Linked DNA regions of Mus musculus: region 2 is linked to region 1. A link is a contact called in ENCODE Hi-C or POLR2A ChIA-PET data. All regions are on one chromosome and are shown on one strand. The core of a region is the stretch at or near the end of the contact, and the rest is flanking DNA. Distances in the headings are between cores, read along the strand shown.

Evidence for each region. Hi-C counts contacts between places; a loop is a spot of excess contacts on that map. ChIA-PET counts read pairs that join two places held with the same protein, here RNA polymerase II (POLR2A).
Region 2: a loop to region 1 is called in a map of heart, with 4 times the contacts of the local background. The contact joins two enhancer-like sites. A Hi-C loop is called at or near these places in 1 of 37 maps with a recorded cell type or tissue (heart). POLR2A ChIA-PET finds 5 or more read pairs at or near these places in 1 of 5 experiments (embryonic stem cell).

What each region holds. Positions count from the first base shown.
Region 1 is chr13:28,413,879-28,420,826 of GRCm38, reverse strand. It overlaps Gm40841 (a long non-coding RNA gene), which reads left to right. Exons shown (of 3, transcript XR_003950511.1): 1 at 1-1,742. Among named protein-coding and RNA genes, the nearest start is that of Gm40841, 4.1 kb to the left of the region's middle. Within about 2 kb of position 3,138, at least 3 of the 3 ENCODE cell types and tissues checked have a DNase peak (open chromatin) inside an H3K27ac peak, as active enhancers do; they include heart, where a contact is called at or near this core.
Region 2 is chr13:29,195,682-29,202,629 of GRCm38, reverse strand. It overlaps a transcript of Cdkal1 not described here. Among named protein-coding and RNA genes, the nearest start is that of A330102I10Rik, 180 kb to the right of the region's middle. Within about 2 kb of position 2,794, at least 1 of the 3 ENCODE cell types and tissues checked has a DNase peak (open chromatin) inside an H3K27ac peak, as active enhancers do; it is heart, where a contact is called at or near this core.

The DNA.
Region 1 (6,948 bases), core at 1,889-4,388:
TGTTGGTTGTCATTTTGTTGCAAAGTAAAAATATCTAAGTGGCTTAAGGGCTTTGGCCAGTGTTAGAAAAACATCACCCCTATTTGCCAGCGTGAGGTGTCAGTGTGAGATGCCAATGTACAAACCAGAGACCTGTTAATTCAAAGAAACAAACATTTCCCTTGTTTCCAGTGATGACTTTTGGGGGGAGAATCTTACTGCTGTATATACCTTTAAATAAGAAGTCACAATTGATTTATGATGATTTTTTTTTTTAAAAAACAACAAAACCTGTCTCCTCTTTTCTCCCTACAAAGGGACAAGGTTTTCCCTCTTGGGTGAATACTGCATGCATCGCTTGCCATAGAAAGGGTGCCGTCTTGGCAAGCCTCTTATTAGTCTAAAAATAAATTATTCACAATGCAGGTTCAGATACAGATTGCAAGGAGAGATAATAGAATTGGTTTTCCAAGCCTGATCATGCTCGGAAGACATGGTATGTGCTTTTCAGGAATCCACTTCAACGGAATCAGCTTTGACGAGTACACACAAGAAATAATATTGCTGCCATCCAGCTTGTGTCTGCGGTACAGCATCCTCCGCTTGTCTTCAAGGACCCACAGTGCCTCTTCATCAGTGTGCAAAAGTCCATATTGCTCAAGCATTTCTTCTGAGATGCTGCCCTCCCATTGTTCTTTTAAGGAAATTTCTTCCTGGCAGCGTGAGAGGGGCACTGCCTCCTACCCCCCTTCTGCCTCGGCAGAACAGTTGACCACAGCAGCAGCCGACTCCGGCTCGTCATGTGCTTCCTCATGTGATGTAGGTCTGCGGCACTGTGGAGCAATCGCATTTGAGACTCGGCACTCGTGGACAGACGGGCGTTCAGGGACTGGGGAGTTTTTGGAGGGGGGTGGGGAGGCCAATAAACCAAGAAAACGTCAGAAATAAAAGTCGCATCAAGTATGCTGATCTCTGTATTTCCTATTTTTGTTTTGAAATTTGATTTTAACTATTGTTTTTTTTTTTTCTGGTTGTGTCTGTATTTTTTCCACCCCCACAGGCGCCGAGCTGCGCTGTTTTCTTTCTTTCTTTTTGATTTTTTTCTTTTTCTTTTTCTTTTCTCGAAACTCTGAAGCCAGACTGTCTTCTTCACCGCTCCCGGGCTGCACCACTGTGGGCACATCAAGCTTCGTCTGGCTCACCTGCATGGTTCCGGCTGATTCCTGCCTGAGATGGCCCATCGTACAACTAGGATCCCAGAATCTCCTGTCTGCACTCTGCGGAAGAAGGACCTATTTCAGTCTCTGGCCAGGGTCTCTCACAGCCGATGGGGTCTTGGAAGACAGGGTGAAGTTGCAGAAGACTGGGGTGGGATGCGAAGGCATGCGAAGGACTTGGAAAGGGAATTTAGGAATACTATACATCAGTGCCCACCGATGATATGCATACAGGGCGAGGGCAGCCACCGCCCCTGCCTCACGCACCTAACCCCGGCTGCTCGCTGGGATTGTCTGAGGGGGACAACCCAGGTCTGGATGTGGTGGCATTTTTTCAGAGAGTGGAACTGAAGATGGATGAAGCAGGTACTTGCTGTGTCTGCTTGGCAGGGCAGAGCTGGAGAAATGGAAGGGGAAAAGAAGAGATGCTGACTGTCGTAAGATTGTCTGCTGCCAGCTCCGCAGTCTTAATCTAAGGAAGGATGGCATAGTGGATCTGCCAGCACGTGCATGGAGGAACTGTAAATTGCAGTGTGGATGTCCCTGGTACTGTCAAGGAAGAAACTGATGGGCTGGGTGACTGTACAGTGTCCCCAGAGAAAAATAGCAGCCTTGCAGCATGGATTTAAGTGCATGTGCATGCGTGTAGAGACATGGAAGAGACTGTGTAACACATACACACACAGAGAGAGATATGAGAGAGAGAGAGAGAGAGAGAGAGAGAGAGAGAAAGAGAGAGACTCTTTGCTGGGTTGGGTTTGATTACAAGCCAGTGTTTTCAGCTCCTGCTCAAGACCTATTTCCTGGCTAGCCAGAAAGCTCGGCCAGAGCAGCTGCATATAGACTTTTCTTTTTAACGGCATAGCAAACCCCTTCAGTTTTAACTCCTTGAAGTTCTAAGTGCTCAGCGTTGGGCTAAGGCTCACTGTACGGTTTTGTTTTCTTCTCCTACAGAGCCCTGTAAACACAGCTGTATTCAGTATGGCAGAAAAATTCTGTCCCTTAAATAGAAATGCGATCAATTTAATCAAAATAAATGTATCCCAGATGACTCTGAGGCCAGCTGGATACCACAGGCTTCAGAAGCTAAGCATTCAGTGGAGATGGATACAGTGTTAGATTTACATGCTTTCAAATGCTAGGATCAGCTATGCTTAATAAAGGAAATTCTTTAAGGAAAAGGGAGGGTCCTCCTGGCACCCAGCTATAGATGGTGACCACAGGTGCTGCTGCTGATCCTGGCACTGGGGTTTGTGGCTGTCGAGCTTGCAGGGGTGTGTGGCATGAGGCAGGGCACGGCTGATGTCAGTGTGAAGAAAGCTTGCAGCCTGCTTGAGGCTGTAGGAAGGAGGAGGGTGGCCTCTCATTGCCTCTGTCGGGGCTTGGCTGGTACTAGAAGCTTGTAGATAGATAAGGGTGAGCTGGGTGAACTGAGCTCTGAGCCGGGAGCAAGCAGCTTTCCCAGTTGTCATGGGGGCTCCTCTGGGACGCCTGTCTGGCCTGTCCTCCCACTGTTTGTTAGAAATTCTACAAAGCGGCTCTGTGTGCTGGATTATGTTTGGCCAGCTGTTGGTGCATTCCTGAGGGTGGGGTGGAGACAGGATCTTATTACTGTACTTCCAAACTGTAGATCTATGTGGGGAGAGAGAGAGAGAGAGAGAGAGAGAGAGAGAGAGAGAGAGAGTGTGTCAGGATGTGGTGGGGAGAGGAAAGAAACGCAAGCAAGTCTGATAATCCCTTCTCCTTCTCCAGGTTGTGCTAGAGGAGCATTCAGAAAGGCTATGAAGTGAAAGAGAGAAAGGAGAGGGTAAGGGGTGGGAGCACAGTGGAACAGCCATGAGACAAAGCAGAACTTCAAAGCTGCAGAGACGAGCAGAATGTCAGCAGCTTGTAATTAGCGGTTCATGGTTGCGTCAGAGACTGTATCTCTCCAAGAATAACTGTGTGCTGTGTGCCACAGAGTGCAGAAGACAGTCATAACTAAGTTATCAAGCACAGTTCAAATGAGGGCAGACACATGAAGGCATTTTCTGTTTGAAAATTAAGCAGGGCTGAAGTGCACATCTCACTGGCTGGATTCTGCCTAACTTCTGGCAGGAAATGCTCAGCGTATAGGAGGGTGTTTGTTAGATCAAACAGGGGACCCATAAGCATGCAGACTGAGCATGCAAGCTCCGTCCCTGTAAAATACCGTCCCAAACAGCCCGGTACTGCACTGCTGGGGTCCTGTCTCCGTATATACCCATTCGCTTTTGTATGCCAATGGGAGAAAGTTAAAAGTACACCCAAGGACATATGTCCCCATTAGATTCTAAAATCCCTACTATAGAATTAAAACCTGACTGCAGGTTCTGAGTTGTTTTGGTATTCTTAATTTATACGCTGAAGAAGCTCTTTTTTTGCAATTATCTTGTTGGTAACCCTGTGAGGAAGCGACATACCACTATATGATGTTGAAGGGCACCTTTCCCTTCCATCCCCTGTCTCTGTTATTTGGAGGTGTGGGGCGTTCTCTGGAGCCTCCAGGAGGAGCTGGTGGGAGGAGCTGATTGGCTAGCAGGCTCAGCGTGTTTACTCTTATTTGTTTTCAGTGCTCCTTCGCAGCGTGCATTTAGTATTTGTATTTGTGTTCATGCTGCACAATTACTACTGACCAGCTTTGTTTCTCTGCCCGAAGCGAAGTCAATTTTAGTTCAGCCCCTGCAGTTGAGTCCCTGGACAATATGCACATATGTATTATGTTACCCGTGTATGCACTTTTCCTTTTAAAAACGTGGATTAAGGAAAATTGTAGGCAAGGAGAGACGTGTATATGAAATCAATAGCTTTTTGAATCACATGTAATATAATTTAAATATACTCACTTTAAGATTGCCAAAGCCTATGTTGTCTGAGCCCAGTTAATTTACATCTTCGATTTAGTCAAGAGGTGGAACCTGCCAGATCAGAATGCTGTATTCTGTGCACCCAACAGGGTGGAAGACATTATTTTGTTTGTGTTAGTTCAAACAGCTGGTCATTAATGCAGTCCCCATTTCTAGAGAGAAACGCTGGTGGACATGAATGGCTGTCTGATTAATGCTGCCCCTCGGAGGGTCCTTCACCCAGCCATGCTCCTGCAGAATAATGTAGCATGATGTGATTGCACTCTAACAGGATAGTATGTCATTGTGTCACCAAGCAATTGAGGTTATTATGGGGCAGGGCAGACAGACGGGACAGTGGGGTTACTAGACCGTAGCATTTTTAGAAATACAGGCCTGACCTACTTAGAGTTATTCTGGCAGGCAGCTGCACGGTACATAAAGTCTCCTGATAGGCTGAAGCTGTTGCTAGGGGGAATTAGCATGAATTTTTCCACACAGAGACTCAGCGACTGAATGATAAAAGCTGACTGGAATTAAAGAGATTTGGTTTAGCATTGTACAGATTGATCTGCCTCAGTTTTTTTTTTTTTCTTTCTCAAGTGCCAAGAAAGAGTGCAAAAAATAGAGACTTCTTTTTGTTTGTTTGTTTCTATTAGTTCTTTGACCTTCTCCTTCTCTTCCTTCTGCCCTTCATCCCCAAGAGCCAGGAGGGCAGGAGAACAGAGCAGTTATGAAATTTTGGTTAATCTCTTATTGCTGGGGTCATTGAAACCATGTTGCAAATGGCATGATATTTAAGCTTCAGGACTGCTGGGCGTACCTAGCAGAAGGGCAGATGGGTTTTTTTGGTCCCCTGTGTATCAAGCTGTTTTGGAGTTGGGCATGCATCTTTTATACACTGTATATTTTATACACCCCTTTCCCTTTTGGGCTTGAACAAAACATTTACATAAATTCTTTTCTATCCAAACAGATTGAAGCTTGCAATTGCTGGCTTGTTTAAAATAAGATAGTAAGATAGACAAGATTCCAGATTTAGAATATATATATATATATATGTATACACACACACACACACACACACCATTTTTTTATTACAAAAGTATTTTTTTCTGGGCTATGTTTGTCTTTTGAAAAGTCCAGTTTGGTGTTTGTGTTCAGGGATAGAATTGAACTGCTCCCACCCCACCCATTTTGTTTCCCAGTGTACAAAAAGCACTCTTTTGTTTGTTTGTTTTGTTTTGTTTTGCTTTGCATTTTTTTTTCTCTGCAGAAGAAAGTGTGGCTGTAGAATCCAGTCTGGAGACTGCTTTTCCATGTTGCTGACATGGGCACTGAGTAGAGAGAGCTCACATAATCAATTTTGCAACATGACCCACTTTCCCTCCCCAGCATTCCCAAGTGTCTGCAGTTTTAATAGCTCTTTACAAGAAGAGGATTTTTTAATAGATCATTTAAAAATAATCTGAAAGTCCATCAAGAGAAAAATTAAAGCAATGCGTATTCAAGAATACTTTGGTTTTTTTCCCCCCTCATCTTAATTATATGCTATCTGTGGTGTTTGTGCTGAAAGTAGTTATTATTCTGTTATATTTATTTGAAATTAATTTTTGTAAGAAAGTCCTAGGAGTTCACAAGTAAACAAGGAGCTGAGGAGCATAAGTCCTGGAAAGGAGAAGGAAGAGGGTGCTCAGCTGTGTCGCTGGATTTCCTGGCCATGTGTAAAGAGGCAAGAGAATATTTATTTGTGGATTTTCTTATTTCCATTTAGGTTTAAAAAGTATTCAGAACTATGTAGATACAGGCACTGTAGTGAAAACAAAGCAAGAATAATTTAGTGGTATCTAACCCAGAAAGCTATTGATCATCCCCTTTAAAAAATCCATTGAGTGCTGTTTATGTTTTAGACACCTTAGGAAAGAGAATGTGGTAGGGTTGAATTGTGCTCTCGCTAGCTAGGAGTGTCCCCACAATAGCATTAATCATGAGGAGCTCCAAGCAAGAAACCATCTTTCATAATTGAATAACTGGTCAATTTGCTTTTATGAATATAAAATATCCTTGGGTGTTCCTCTTTACAAAGTGATGCATTTTTTTTCAAAATTGTCTTATCAAAGGAATATTTTTGGCCTTTCTTCCGTTGTAATTCACTTTGATTAAGTTGGTATAAAGGTACTTAAATATTTAAGTGCTAGAATATAGAAATAAAAAGTCAACTTTAAAACCCCTAAATAAGGACATATTTTAAATTAGTGTTCTTTAATACATAGATGCCTAATTTAGGGAATCTATAGCCTGTGTCCAGGTATGCATGATACTCACAGTATAAATGTCCGTTGTTTAATGAAAAATGAGTTGGCCATATTGAATTGTTCAGTATAATCTTACTTGGATGTTTAAGTTGTTAATTTTTTCCCCTTTCCCCTTTCCCCTTTTCCCCTTTTCCCCTTTTTAATGGTTTTCAACCATTACTAAAGAGGTAAGCATTTGGTGTGCCAACACAAACAAAGAGAACATAGTTTTGAATGTAATTTATGCTTACTTAACTTCGGCTAAAGTTAACTTCCAACATTCACTTAGTGTGTGTCAATAGTATTCGCTTCATCCACTGCCATTGATTAGACAGCCAAAGGGACAAGTACCCGCACTTGTTACATTGATTATTTATTAGGTGAGCATTTCTTTCTGCTCACACATTAGCTATCTTTTCCAGTTATAAGGCCCAAAATAGAGCAGTGAAGTTTGGGGGATTAGATCTTAGGGGTCACTGAGTTCAGTTAGTATCCAAGTAAAATATCTCCCTCAAATATCCAGTTCAAACTCTGATGTCACCTAATCCCCAGAGTTTGGGGAAAGGCCTGGGGGCTTTGCGTCCTAGTGCTTAG
Region 2 (6,948 bases), core at 1,545-4,044, 780 kb before region 1:
CTTGGCCCAAGACAGCCCAGGTGCTAGCCAGCTCTTATGTGTAGAGGAAAACATAATGAGACAAGGCTTATCGACTAGCATTCTTTTCATACTGGTCTGTACAGCCAGTCTCTCACAGCTCACAGTGAAAGGACTGGGAAAGGAAAGAAGTGAGAGTTTGTATTCACAAAGCAGAAACCCTTGCCTATTGTCTTTGCTCCCATATCTGCTGCAGCAGGGAAGCAGACACTTGGAAGCTACCCTTGCTGGAGAATACAGACTCCTCACTTGGGACACCAAGGTAATTAAAACAAGGATGAAAGCCTGATATTTCCACCTTTATGTAGAGTCTGTCTCCTTTACTTTGACTCCATCTTCCTCAGGTGTCCTGTGTCCTGTCAAGGATGAAGGCAGAGACATGAGTAACCATCTTTACCCTTTCCTCCTGAGTCACCATAAATTTCAAGGACAAGACAGACCCATCCATCCACATTTTTTTTTTGGACAAGGGACTAAAGCTACCTCTGAGCAATGATGACTCAGCAGGACCGTTCACCCCCAGTTCACCCTCTGCCCCTACCCAAATGAGAATAATCTTCTATGGTGGAAATGTCTACCCCAGTCTAGATCTTGTGGGGAATAGATTGGCCCTACACCTTGGGCTATGCCTATGATTAAAAGATTAATAATATATTACATCATCTTGAAGAACTGGAGCTAAGATAATGATAAAGAACATCACACTGCAATCAGAACTATTTAATAACCCAATCTTTCTTGAGCCCTGCCCATCCTTCCGATGCTTAAACCTAAAACTCATGTTGGTGCCCTGAATAGGAAGTTGCAGTCACTAGACCCCATTGTTTTCTCCTGCTTTCACCTTGGGTTTGAAATCTCCCTCCTATCCACAGTTCTAATTCTTCTCAGAGAAGAAGTGGTGCAACTGTGATGGGTAGAGTCTTCCCCTGTAGCCACTAAAAGCAGTGGGCAGCCTAGAGTCTACAGGAAGGTCGAGCCATAGAGCATAGGATGTGGCTACAGGTCAACATGTACAGTTTGGGTTTGAGCCCCGAGACGAAAGACTGCTCCCAGTTGCTTCTCAACCTGATCTAATCTTTCCTCGCTTAACAAAAGCTTTATGTCTCAATCTGGGTAAATAATTGACCACAAATCAAATCATCCCCCACTCATCCCTTGCAGACCATGGCCTGTCATCACAGTAGCCATTGATAGTCCTTATTAACTTTATGGTAATTGCTGTTTTCATTGGCCACCAACACACAGAGGCTTTGGTGTAAACACTGCAGGCACTAATGAGTCTGATAGCCTGCTGGCTTTAGGAGAATAAATATTCAGGATAAAACTTGACAACAGTGCGTACTACTAAATAGCTTTTACAAACTCAGTCACAGGGCTGGAGAGATGTCGGCATCATTAAGAACTCACACTGCTTTCAGGCTATGTTCACTATGGTCAAAGACCTTGACTAAAGCAACTTATGGAAGGCAGACTTTATTTTGGCTTATGGTTCTAGAGAGATAAGAGTCCATAATGGCAGGAGAAGTGGGGCAGTGACTGGAGAAAGAAGCTGAGAGAGTAGACAGGAAGGATGCTGAAGTTATACATTTGCAGAGCTTGATACTTGGTGACATACTTCCTCCAGCAAACCTTCACATTCTAAAGGTCCTATAACGTCCCAAACAGTTAAGTATTCTGGAGGACTAAGTATTCAAATAATTGAGCCTATGAAGGACATTTCTCACTCCAACTACCATCTTGCTCTAGCAGAAGACCTGAGTTTAATTCCCAGCCCTTATTTCAGGTGGCTCAGGGCGGCCTGTAACTCTAGCTCTAGGGTAGCTCTGGCCTCGGTGGGCACCTGTAGTCTTCTGCACATATCAAAGCCAACACTACGTAGACTAAGTGTGGGGGTACACACCTATCATCTCAGGACTCGGGAGGCAGAGGAGGCCATCAAAAGTTCAAGGTCCTCCTCAGCTACGCAGCAAGTTTGAAGACAGGTGAAACTATAGTTACAGGTCACACTATGGTAGAAAGAATCTCTGCTCGGATTCCAGGCCCAGGTCTGCCTCTGGGGATACCAGCCAAAGCTTTGCTCTCTCTGTTTGCTTGTGTGTAAAGACAGGAGGCTGGATTAGGCATCCATGGTTGTTTTAAAAGAGAGAGAGAAAAGGGATTCTGCAGAGTGAAAGGAGGTGTCACCCTAGGAATGATCCCCCAGGCCATTGTTCAGGAGATCTCCAAGGACTCTGGTAGCAGAAATACAGAAAATGGGACAGGAAGTTAGGAATACAGTTTACTTTAAAAAAAAAAAAAACTAGAAATACTGGTTTTGTAGAAACAGCATTAGGTATAAAGCGTGTGTACATTTAAGAAGTTAAGACACAGAATTTTCCTTTTTTTTTTTTTTTTTTTTGCTGTTTCATTTATGAGAATTTTTTGACATGTTTAAGTTAGGCCAAATAGTGTGTTTTAGTGATGATTTTTTAAAAAAGGAATTAAGAAAGAGAGAAATTCTTGAGGAGTGAGTTCCAAAAGAGGTAAAAACTTCAGAGCTTCATAGTCTGGGGAATTTAGAAGCGTGAAGCAGAAACTGGAAGTTATCTCTGTGACTGGCTGATTCTTTGGGCCATTATGAGCCAGCCCAATGGAGGGCTGACTCTATGCTATCCCTCTGGTCCAACCAGAGAGCTGCTCACACACTGTTCACGTCATGTGCTGCCCACACAGTTAGAGGTAATCAAATCTCCCTCTGTCCGTCTCCGTTTCCTGCTTTGACCTTGACTGTCTGCTAGTTGTCAGTCTCTTGGCCCTTGGCCGGCAGCACTGCCTCTGACCTTGTAGATGTCCCGAATGCTGTTGGTTATATTAGGCTGTCTTTGTTTCCAAGATGTGGCTGCAGTCTTTTCTTGGTTAGCTCATATTTAGACCCCTGTCTGTGAGGCAGCCTCTCAGATCTGGTTAGAAGCCATCCTTACTTATGGTGCCTTCTGTCACAATTAGCTGCATTAAAAGCAGGACAAGGGTGCCTTGCATACATTCCTCAAGGGCTTTCAGAGGAGCCAGCTGGATTGCTGTCACTGGCCCAGAGCCCTTCCTTTTTTCTTATCTGTCTAGCTAGCTAGGTTACCGAATACCCTCCTCGCCATACTCCACACTGCTTCAGACTCTGCCATTTTAACCCCAAACCTTCTCTTTAACTCAGCCTCCGTCTCACTGCAATGTATACAGGCAATTTACAGTTGTTAGTATGGGGCCCCGCGCCCCATCCTTGCCTCTCCCCCACTCCCCCAGCACATCCCATACAGTCTACAGAAGAACTAGCTCACATCTCAGTAGCATGCCTGTCCAGGAGGCATAAGGCTTTGGGTTTGGTTCCCAGTGCTGCAAAAATGAACAAGTACATGATATCAGACAAATAGGTCCAGAATAGATCTAGTATACTAACTCGAATCTGTAATCCCAGCATTCAGGAGGCTGAGGCAGGAAGATTTTAAGGTTAAAGCTAGGCAGGCCTATTTCCAAACAAACAAGAGAAAGAAAGAAAAACCTATGGTGACAGGATTCCCGTCTCAGGGGACTTCTAAACTCATATTTGGCCATTGTGCAACAGTTACAATACTGTTGTGAGGAGATCAGCTACCCTGGGCTCTGCCCCAGTAGCGTCAGAAGAAAAGGAGAGCTGAGAAGAGAGACTTCTGTTCCTCCCCCCCCCCCCCCACACACACACACACTCCCCTGTGAGAAGAGGTATTGTGATCATAAAAAAAAATAAAGAAATATTAACATAGGTTCTGAGGTGTGTGGAGGAAGGTATTGGGGAAGGAGGTCCCTCAGCGGGTCCGTGCCGAGGCATCCCTTGCCCCTGAGAGACCAACTAGAGTTTATTCAGGGCATGACGAGGGTAGTTAAGAGAGTAGTAAAGGTAGAAAGAAAGGCAGAGAGAGGGAGAGAATAGAGAAGTAGAGGCCAGCCATGACCGCGGGGAGATGGGGGGCGGGATGCGGAGAGAGGGGGGGGAGAAGGGGGCAAGTGAGAAGCAGGAGTAAGAGAGTAAGAGAACAAGAGGGACAAGAGAGGAAAGAGGGGGCAAGCAGCCCCTTGTATAGTGGGCCAGACCTATCTGATCATTGCTAGGTAACTGGGGAGGAGCATACCTGGCTGTTGCCAGGAACTGTGGGGGTGGAGTTCAGACAGAATACCAACAAGGGGGACTCCCACCCCATATCCTTCAGCTCTTACTCCTCTACACCAGCCTCAGAGCACAGCGTCCCTCCCGCTATCCCAGCCTCTGTGCAAATAAGGAATTGGGCAAATCGGTGGGTCCTTTTAGGTAGTCCTTGGTTGTTGTTGAAGAACTGTTTCCAAACTCCCGCCCCAGACCACGAGACAGCAAACTCTGCAGGTGCTCACGATCCCTCTTTGTGAAGGGCGTGGTATTTGTACATAAACGGCACAGACCCTCGAACACACTTGAAATCATCCATAGGTTACTCAGAATGCAATACAGATGTGGGACAGGCAGCTCTCCTGTTGTATTATTTAGGGAACGGCAAGAAAAAGCCCATACTTGGTCCACAGAGGTGCAGTTGTTCAGTTGGTTTTGTTTTGCTTTGTTTTCAAATATTTCAATCTGCCTTTAGTTGACTTCATGAAAGTGTGGAGCCTGTGGATTTGGAGGGCTGATCATATGATGATCTGGTTTCAGTTTTAATCAGAATTAAAAAAATTTTTTTTCAAAGAGATAATTCGTTTTCCCCCCTGTGGAGTTAAGTTCCAATATATGATGAAGGACATAGACCACTCTCCACTAGAGCATCTTGGGTTTACTGTGGATTGGAAAAAAAAATGTTTGAGGACGCTGTATTTTTCTCTTCCAGAAAACTAGACAGCATTGAGAAGCAGAAAAAGAGAGAAAAAATAAAAAACAAAACAAAACAAAAAAGATACAACATTGACTGCTCATAACATGTTTTACATATTTTTGGTGTGCTTTTGGGTTTGTTTGTTTGTTTGCTTAATCTTCATAAAATAACCCAAATGAAAGAGAGTGTTGTGCTAGCGCCATCTTACAGGTAAGAAACTTAGCCTAGGGACCTACTAACCCCTGTAGCTGGTGAAAAGCCCTGCCTAGTTCAGCCAGCCACTTAGTGAGTAGAGATTGGCTTACATCACCTGGCTGGCTAGTGGAAGAATCAAGGTAGAAACCCAGGCCTTTGATTACAGTTACCTCTTCCTGCATTGCTCAATCTTTGGAGGTGAAGGACCCTTCCAAGAGGTCCTTTAGCCTTCAGGAAGAAGGCTCCAGTTCTCCTGGTGCCTCGGGAAGAATGGTAGTCTGCCCATATCTACACAGGCAGGCCCCCTTCTTCCTGTTTTCCCTCACTCTCCCATAAGCCACAGCACAGAGGCACGTGGAACAGGCTGTTGAACTTAAGCAGCCTGGCTGGCATTAACTCAGCAGACAGAAGATTGTCCAAAGCCTGGGCATCCCCACAAATTCCTGCTTGCTTCCTATCCCAGCATGACTGGGCTATGTGTAGCTCAGACAGCTCAGGCCATAGTCAGAGAAAAGCTTGCCTTCCGGATAGTTGCCACAGGGCCTAGCAACCGCCGAAGAGGCTGGAAAAAAAAGGAATAGTACAGGCTCTCCTCCCTCTCTTCTGTCCCAGATACAGTGACACACCCTGCATGTGTGTGACTATTGAGGCCTCAATAGCGACTGGCTTGTGTCTAGCTGGGTAGCCTCGGCTGGATCAGACCTGGGTTGTTTGAAAAGGAATTAGAAGAGCGGCCCAGCCGCTGATGATTATTCATCTTTGCAAGCTTCACTGAAGCACCAAGGAGAGCCCCTTCTGGGCGGGTCTTCTAGGATGTTTGTAGAAAAGTTTAAGGGAAGAAGGAAGACCTACCCTGAATATGGATAACAAAGAGTCCTGCACTGATTCAAGCCGAGAAAGGAAGCTGCCTCTTACTCCTGCAGTGGAGATGGGCACGATACCCCTCAAACCAAGAGCTCAAATACACCCTTAGGGATTTTGTTTTTTGTTTTTTGTTTTTTTTTTTTTTTTGAGGGGGGGGAATTGTTTGTTTGTAAGGAGTTTAATTACTTTGATATTGAAATGAAAACAATAACAACAATAACAGAAAACAAATAAAGACTCGTACATATTTGCATTCTGTTCTGAAAATGATTTGAGTTGGGGCTGCGAATGCTAAATAGCATCATTATCTTTTGCATGGATAGATAGCTCAAAATGTGTTTCAATTGAATTTGAATAAATGTGACACCAATTTTTCATCTTATCTAGTTTAATTTTCATGTACTTATTGAGCTCCTGGAAAGTAAATACTTTGCCCCCGCCTGTACCGCCCATTGTGTCTAATATGCGTATGTTTTCGCATATACTGGACATATCTGTTTGCTCACTAATGTTGGGCAAGCGATTAAGAAAGCACATGCTAGCTGGGATTATCATGACAGAGTCTTAGTTTGTTCTTTCATTCTACTAAATACGAAATCCATCTTTACATTTTTTTTTAAATTATTAAACCTGCATTGGCCAAATCTTCCTAAAAAGCAACGCTTCTGATTGCCTCCCTGTTCCTGTCCTCTCCTAGCTGTAGACAAACAACATGTATTAGCATAATCGAGATAATTAAGGGCAATGCTAGGTACTGTTCTCCTCCAGGCTTCTGTAGTTCAGGGACTGCCAATTTCCTCTCCCTCCTAACAGCCTGGAGGCGTGGAGATTAACACCTACAAAGTGTGGTGGCTTGAATATAGATGAGGGGAGAGACAGGCTGCTGCCTTTGATTAAAACATTAGAAGAATAATTATTACAATAGCAAAATGGCTTAGCCCTTCTGCTGGGATTCAGTTTTTTTTTTTTTTTTTGGTTTGTTTTTGTTTTTGTTTTTCTTCTCCCGTTTACTATGTGTCTCTGA